2 separate regions of the Homo sapiens genome follow, and region 2 is linked to region 1. The links are chromatin contacts, found by Hi-C in ENCODE. All regions are on one chromosome and are shown on one strand. Each heading gives the region's core, a stretch centred on a gene start or an enhancer-like site at or near the end of the contact. The rest is flanking DNA. Distances are from core to core; before and after follow the strand shown.

Region 1 (3,609 bases), core at 760-3,259:
CTTGGCCTCCCAAAGTGCTAGGATTACAGGCATGAGCCACCACACCTGGCCTTTCTTTTAAAACAGAAACACACACACACACACACAGAGGCATACACATACACACACAGGCATACACACAAATAACTAATCACCCATGGCCCCATCACTTCAAATTAACCCCTTCAGATCACTTTTCATGCAGACTACAGCACGGAGAGCAGGAGGGCCCACTTCAAAGGGAGCTGAGCTGCTGCTTCTTATCAGCAAAAGGCAGACTATGACCTTCTTTGTCTGGTGCGTTTCTAAGGAATTGGGAAAACCTAAATGTAGGTTCTATGGAAACAGGCTGATTTTCGTGTCCTTCCTAAACTTTTTTTTTTTTTTTTTTTTTTTTGAGACGGAGTCTCGCTCTGCCCAGGCTGGAGTGCAGTAGCGCCATCTCCGCTCACTGTAAGCTCCGCCTCCCGGGTTCAATTGATTCTCCTGCCTCAGCCTCCCGAGTAGCTGGGACTACAGGCGCCCGCCACCACGCCTGGCTAATTTTTTGTATTTTTAGTAGAGACGGGGTTTCACCATATTAGCCAGGATGGTCTCAATCTCCTGACCTCATGATCCACCCGCCTCGGCCTCCCAAAGTGCTGGGATTACAGATGTGAGCCACCGTGCCCTGCCGTCCTTCCTAATCTTTAAGCACAAGACAAGTGTTTAAAGGACTAGACAAGAGAAAATGTAAAGAATAACTGCAAAGCAGATTAAGACCCATCAACAAAACGGTCCATTAACTCAAAAGTAACACAATACGGCCAGGCGCAGTGGCTCACGCCTGTAATCCCAGCACTTTGGGAGGCTGAGGTGCGGGGGATCACGTGAGGTCGGGAGTTCGAGGCCAGCCTGACCAACACGGAGGAACCCCGTCTCTACTAAAAATACAAAATTAGCCGGGCGCGGTGGCGCACGCCTGTAATTCCAGCTACTCAGGAGGCTGAGGCAGGAGAGTCACTTAAACTCGGGAGGTGGGGGTTGCAGTGAGCCGAGATCGCGCCATTGCACTCCAGCCTGGGCAACTACAGTGAAACTCCGTCTCAAAAAAAAAAAAATATTAAGACAATACACAGACAGGGAAACAAATGTACCCGCAACGGTTCTCCAGACCTTAACACTGCTCAGACGCACGCTGCAGGGTGACATGCGGAACGCATTCCAACCTCTGACTTGCTGCTTATTGTGTTTGCCTGCACATTGCAAATTCAACTCGGTGCGAAGGGAGACTGAGTACAAATACTCGTCACTCCCAAGATCACCTGAAAGTCGGGACTGATCCCCACACAGAAAGATGGCAGATAAAGGCGCTCAGTCATTCTCACTGAAAGACAGTGACCCGGCTGCAATCTTAACTGTTTCCATCTCCCAGGGGGTCAAAAACGCAAACAAAATTAGTTGCTCGTGTAGGATGACAATTTTTAAAAGTCACCTGAACAGAAAGCCACTTGCACCCCTTTAGGGCCAGTCTGGGGGACACCGGAGGGAATGAACGTGCGCCACGGCTGCCCCGGCGCCCCTCAGCGCCCCACATTCCGCGGGGTCTGGCGAGCTCCGCCTCGCCCACGCAGCCCTCCCGGCCACCGAGCCCGGCGCGGCCTCCGAAGACTCCAGACCCCAGGCGCCCCCGCCAGCCCGGCCCCGCCGAGGAGCCCCGGGGCGCGTTCCCGAGTCCACCGCGCCTCGGTCGCCTCCAGGACCGAGACACGCGGCGCCGCCAGAAGGCTCACGAGGGCGCGGGCTGCGGGGCGCACGAGGGCTCAGTTTCCCCGCCTGCGCCCTGCCCGGCCTCACCTGGCGCGCAGCCCCAGGCCCAGCCCCGTTCAGCAGCGGCGTCCCCCCGCCGGGCCGCGCCGTCCTCCGCAGCAGCGGCGCCGCCTCCTCGTCGTCCCGGTCCCGGCCGGACCAGGACACCTTCTTAGAGACGTTGGCCATGGCCCGCCGCGGAGCGACACCGGCCGGGAAGCGCCGGCTGCCCCCGTGTTTGTTCTCGTGACCCGCGCCGGCGGCCACGTGACGCGCGACGGGGCCACGTGATGAGCGACGGCGACCATGTGACCTGCAACGGCAACCACCGAGGCCCGGTCGCGCGGGGGCTCCTGGGAGCCGCGCTCCCGGCGGGTCGTGGCGCCGCCCGCCCTAGAGAATCGCCGCGGCCCTGAGGACCCCGTTCTGCCCACGCGACTGCAAAGGCGGCCCCGTTGGGCTGAGCGCCGAGTGCTTGGGAGGCGAATGGCCGCCCCCGGGACCTCGGGCCCGGGAGTCGGGGCGAGGGAAGCGCCCGGGGCCTGAGGGCAGGAGCCGGCTGGAGGGGCTCCCCCAGGCCCGGTCGCCCGCGCCGATCGTGACGGAGCCGCGGTGGGGAAGGGAGGAGGGAGGCAGGGGCGAGGGCAGGCCTTTCCTTGCCATAGGCGGCGGCTAAAGACGTGAAGGATGAAATTAGAAGTCCCGAAGCATGCATCCGCCCTCGCAGTAGGCACTCGGGCGAGGGTCGGAGTGGAGGCTTCCTCCAGGCAGCCCCAGAGGGTCCTCCCGCCTAATGAGAAAAGAACAGAAGGCGAGTCCTCTTCAACGATCAGGCCCCAGAGACAGTACAGGAGGGTCGCCTCTGGAAACTGCCGGCTACTACGCAGATAGCTGTGAATTAGCCAAATAGCCGCCCGGACCCTGTACCCGCACCAGGGCACAGCCCATCACTAATCAATGGTATTTCCATAAACCAAAGAGAATTCTTGACAGCTTTACATCAGCCCCCACCCTGTCCCCACCTTCTGGGTCATTTATTTATTTATTTTGAGACAGGGTCTCCTTCTGTCGCCCAGGCTGGAGTGCGGTGGTGCGGTCACAGCTCAGTGCAGCCTTGACCTCCTGGACTCAAGCCATCCTCCCGCCTCAGCCTCTGGAGTAACAGGGACCACAGGCCTGCACCACCACACCCGGCTAATTTTTGCTGTGGAGCTCACAGTGTGTTGCCCAGGCTGTTCTCAAACTTCTGACCTCAAGTGATCCTTCCACGTTAGCCTCTAGAGTAAACTCTTTATATTTTGTGCCTCATCCTCTTCCTTTTAAAAGGTCGATATTTTTATTATTGAGACGGAGTCTCACTCTGTCGCCCAGGTTGGAGTGCAGTGGCCCAATCTCGGCTCACTGCCTCCCGGGTTCATGCCTCAGCCTCCCGAGTAGCCGGGACTACAGGCGCCCGTCACCATGGCCGGCTAATTTTTTGTATTTTTAGTACAGATGGGGTTTCACTGTGTTAGCCAGGATGGTCTCGATCTCCTGACCTCGTGATCCACCCGCCTCGGCCTCCCAAAGTGCTGAGATTACAGGCGTGAGTCACGGTGCCCGGCCTTTTTTTAAATTATTATTATTATTTTTTTATTTTTGAGACACAGTCTCACTTTGTCACCCAGGCTGAAGTACAATGACAAGATCATAGCTCACTGCAGCCTTGACCTCTTGGGTTCAAGGGATCCTCCTTCCTCAGCCTCCTGAGTTGCTAGGACTCTTCGTATGAGCCACCATGCCCGGCCATGGTTGGCATTTCTTTTTTCTTTTTCCTTCTTTTTTTTTTTTTTTTTTGAGACG
Region 2 (3,777 bases), core at 276-2,775, 840 kb before region 1:
AGCCCCCATTCTGGGTTCCTGCAGAGGGTGGGGAGATGGAGTCATGGCCTGGGGGGTGCCACCCAAGCCACCTGCCACCTGAGCCAGACCCCCCGCCTCTAGCTCTGACCTGCATCTGAGCATCAGGTCAAAGTCCACGTTGCTCTGGGGGGAGATCTTCCCATTGATGGCATAGGGCTGTGGGCATGGGGACACAGCCCACTGGACCAAGGTCGGGGTATTTCCCAGAGAGCCTGGGACAGACTTGCAGGCTGGGGTTTGGAGAATGAAAGGGCACCCCCTCCCTGTCCCCAAGAGGGAGTCAGCCAAGGCCAGCCTGGTGGGCAAGGGGGTAGGGAGGCTGGCAGATGACCCAGGGAGGGGTACAGACTGGAAGTGGAGGGGAGGCCGTGCTGGTGGCTGGGCGGGGGGCAGGGAGCCCAGGAGGGAGGACTCTCAGCAGGGCAGGAGACAGCAGCTAGGACTGGGAGCGGGAGGCCCGCCGTGGACAGGCCCACTCACCCCGTAGGTGATGAGCAGGGCCCTGGGTTTGAGCAGGTGTCCTGCTGCTCTGAAGAGCCCCTGGTGAGTAGGAACAGGACGGCAGTGAGGTGCTGCCCCCAACAGAAGCCAGGCCCTGAGGCTGGAGACCCTCACCCCGACTGTGATGGGGGAGGCTGGAGACCCTCACCCCGACTGTGATGGGGGAGGCTGGAGACCCTCACCCCGACTGTGATGGGGGAGGCTGGAGACCCTCACCCCGACTGTGATGGGGGCAAATCTGGCATCCCAGCTGCCCCCATGCAGGGTGAGTGGTGCCACGGCAGACACCCATGCTGGGCTCCCCACAGACCTCCGTGCAGCGCAGGGGGCTGACATGGGCCATGTTGATGCAGAGCAACAGGTCCAGCGACTGTGGCAGGATCCCGCCCCAGTGCTCCCAGCCCCACGTCACGTCCAGGTGTAGCGGGGCCTTCACGTTGGTCAGGCCCTGGGCTTGCGTGGTGGCCGCGATGCTGCAGGAGGCGAACGCTTGGGTGGGGGCCGAGTCCTGTGCACCCGCCTTTCCGACGCCCCCACAGAATTTCTTAGGGGAGGCTGGGGGGCACGTTGAGGAGCGGAGACCAAAGCGGCTGGGAAGGGGGACCCCGAGGTCCACCCACTTCCGCAGCCGCGGGGGCCGCACAGCTAGGGCCTGCCCCGGGGGCACCCCCAGGCTCCCACCCCGCACCCTCAGAGCCCGAGCCGCATCCTTTTCCTCCGGGGCTGCGGGCCGTGGGCTCTTGAGGCCCCGGACCGCCGCACCGATAGAAGTGGCCGCCCCGGGGGCCGCACCTGTCCAGGCAGCGCTGGTCCACGTCCGACGGCTGCCACTCGGCCAGGGGGAAGGCCCGCGCGAAGTGCGCTGCGTGCTGGCCGGAGCCCGAGGCCACCTCGAGGACGCGGACGCCACGCTGGGCCGGATCCAGGTACTGCCGCAGCACGTGCAAGATGGGATCCTTGTTCCGCTCCGCGGCCGCCGCCACCAGCATCGCGGCAGCAACAACTCCCCGCCGCGGACGCGGCGCGGGTCGCGTCGGGGGCGGTGGCCGGGCTTCCGCGGGGCACGTCGGGAGCTGTAGTCCAGATACCGCGGGGCACGTCGGAAGCTGATAAACTACAACTCCCAGGAGCACGCGCGCCTCCTGTTAAAGGACCAGCAGTCGCCAGAGGCACGGTGGGGAGCGGCTCAGCGGTGTGTGGCGGTCCCAGGCAGGGGACTGAACGGCGAGCTTGGCTTGCTGGTTTACAGGCGCCTCAGCTCAGGCACCCTGTCGCCCATGGCCGTCCAGGGTTTTCAGGGCACCTGTGTCACTCTCCGAAATTTGTGTCAGCGCTGCGCCAGACTGGGCGCCTTCCCTTGGTTTCGGGTTTTCTCTACTTTTAAATTTCTGGCGTTAGCGAGAGTTCGATGTTCAAATGGGAAAAAAAACTAAGTGCGCCGCCCGGGAATCGAACCCGGGTCGCAAGAATGGGAATCTTGCATGATACCACTACACCAGCGGCGCTGTCTAAGACAGTTGCTGCCCGCGGAGACAAGAGACTGTGACGCGGGAAGTCCTCCGGGCGTGCGCCGCCGCTGGCGCCGGGCTCAGCGCAAGGGAGCTGGCGACTGCATAGGAGGACCCAGCTGGCGGGACCGCGAGGGTAAGAGTCTCGCGGTGCCCCCCAGTGCCGGAGGGGAAGGAGCGGGCGTGAAGGACGCGAGCTGGAGGACAGTCTCGATTCGGGCCTGAGCCGTGGAAGCCGTTGGCCTTCGTGAGCCGATGGGGGCGAGGCCCTGTCGGGGCGGGGCTGGGGAGAGGGCGGGGCTGGGCTGGGGCCCCCTGTTGGTCCGAGTTTAGGGCGGGGTTGCCGGAGGGGCGGGGCCATATCGGGGCGGGTCCGAGAGGGGAGGCGGGGCTGGGGGGCGGGACATGAGTGTGGACTGGCGGGTTGGGGCGGGGCCAGAGCGGGGTTGCGGCAGGGGCGGCAGGGGCGGCAGGGGCGGCAGGGGCGGCAGAGGGCGGGGCGGGCGGTCCCAGCCTGCAGAACTGGGCGGTCTGCGGGAGGGGCACGAATAATGCCCCAGGGTTTCTCTGTGACACTGGGGTAACAGCACCAGCTCAGGGCCCACGGATAGCGTGAGGGGTCGGTCGGTGACCCCCGAAATCAAGTCACAGGCCGCGATTTATGTGCGCCCGAGGGTTGGGGTCCCAGCCTCAGAGCCGGGCTCTTCTCCAGAAAGTGCCAAGCGCCTGGCTCTGCATTCAGGACTGGCTTAGCGCCTTTGCTGAGCCGTTTTTCACCAATGGGAACCCCATATCGCTCTGGCTAGGGCAAGGACGTTGGAAGGGGTAAACCAGGGAGGGCCAGTCACGTGGCTCAGGGTAGGAGAGTGGCTTACAGGCTGCCAGTCTGGGACTGGGAACGCGGGCCATGGGGGGCTCAGGGAGTCAGGGGTCAGGGACAACCCTGCCAGGAGATGTTGGTGTCCGCCGTGGTGGTGACTGGCCAGACCCTGCAGCAGGCTCTGCGGCCCAAGCCCACGCTTTCCTCGCCTGACTGGCCGCCTCCATCTCTCTTTCTGTGGGCTGAGCACTTTCCCTGCGCCTCCTTCAATGCGCACCCTGCCCCCAACCCCCACCTCGAGGAGAGCCCCAGGAGGAGGGACCTATGATGACCAGTGGTTCTCCTGGGGCCCATGCACCTCTCCTCACCCAGATTTCACCTGGGCTTCCCTAGGCACAGGAAAGAGGAGCCCGAGATCAGTCTCTCTGCGCCTCCCTGCTTCCCCCCTTGAATGGAGCTGCGTTCAGGAGCTGCCTACAGTGCCCAGCGCATGGCAGGTTTAGTGTTGCCTGACTTCAGATATGGCCTATTGTTGGGGCTGGATGTTTGGGCCTCGTGGCTTGACCACCAATGGCTGAAGCAAACGCTAGCTCTGCTGAGCTCTGGGCCAGCCCAGCTTGTCCTTGCCGCCTGCAGTGGGCCCCAAAGGTGGGGGGCCGCCTTCGGGAGCCTGTGTGAGCTCGGGTTATGCCCTTCCCCACATGGGGCTTCCCTCCCCAGCACCGCCCTCACTCTAACTCAGCTGGTCCTTGCTGCCAGGTCTTCCACAGGAGCATATGCCCTCAGGCTGTGCACAGGCCCCCCAGCACCCCGTCCTGCCTCCCTGGCCTGTGTGAGTGATTGCGCTGAAGGCCACTGGGAGAAGCCAGGGCAGGACGCAGGCTGCACAGATGACGGGGATCACACTGGCCTTCCTTGAAGGACACG

Evidence for each region. A loop is a pair of places that touch in the nucleus more often than their neighbours do. Pooled maps may share reads with other maps.
Region 2: a loop to region 1 is called in a pooled map, with 5 times the contacts of the local background. The contact joins the promoter of METTL26 here to the promoter of CLCN7 in region 1. A Hi-C loop is called at or near these places in 4 of 50 pooled maps.

Annotation. Positions count from the first base shown.
Region 1 is chr16:1,473,019-1,476,627 of GRCh38, forward strand. CLCN7 (chloride voltage-gated channel 7) reads right to left here and starts at 2,010. Exons shown (of 25, transcript NM_001287.6): 1 at 1,816-2,010. The coding sequence starts at 1,956. RefSeq lists silencers at 1,753-1,962, 2,083-2,432 and an enhancer at 1,970-2,513.
Region 2 is chr16:634,780-638,556 of GRCh38, forward strand. It overlaps METTL26 (methyltransferase like 26), which reads right to left and starts at 1,526. Exons shown (of 6, transcript NM_032366.5): 1 at 1,315-1,526; 2 at 833-995; 3 at 502-561; 4 at 110-177; 5 at 1-18. The coding sequence starts at 1,511. It overlaps TRG-CCC2-2 (tRNA-Gly (anticodon CCC) 2-2), which reads right to left and starts at 2,027; the gene lies at 1,957-2,027. LOC100287175 (a long non-coding RNA gene) reads left to right here and starts at 2,173. Exons shown (of 4, transcript NR_149003.1): 1 at 2,173-2,277; 2 at 3,244-3,347. RefSeq lists enhancers at 466-1,125, 2,556-3,330 and silencers at 1,188-1,367, 1,418-1,537.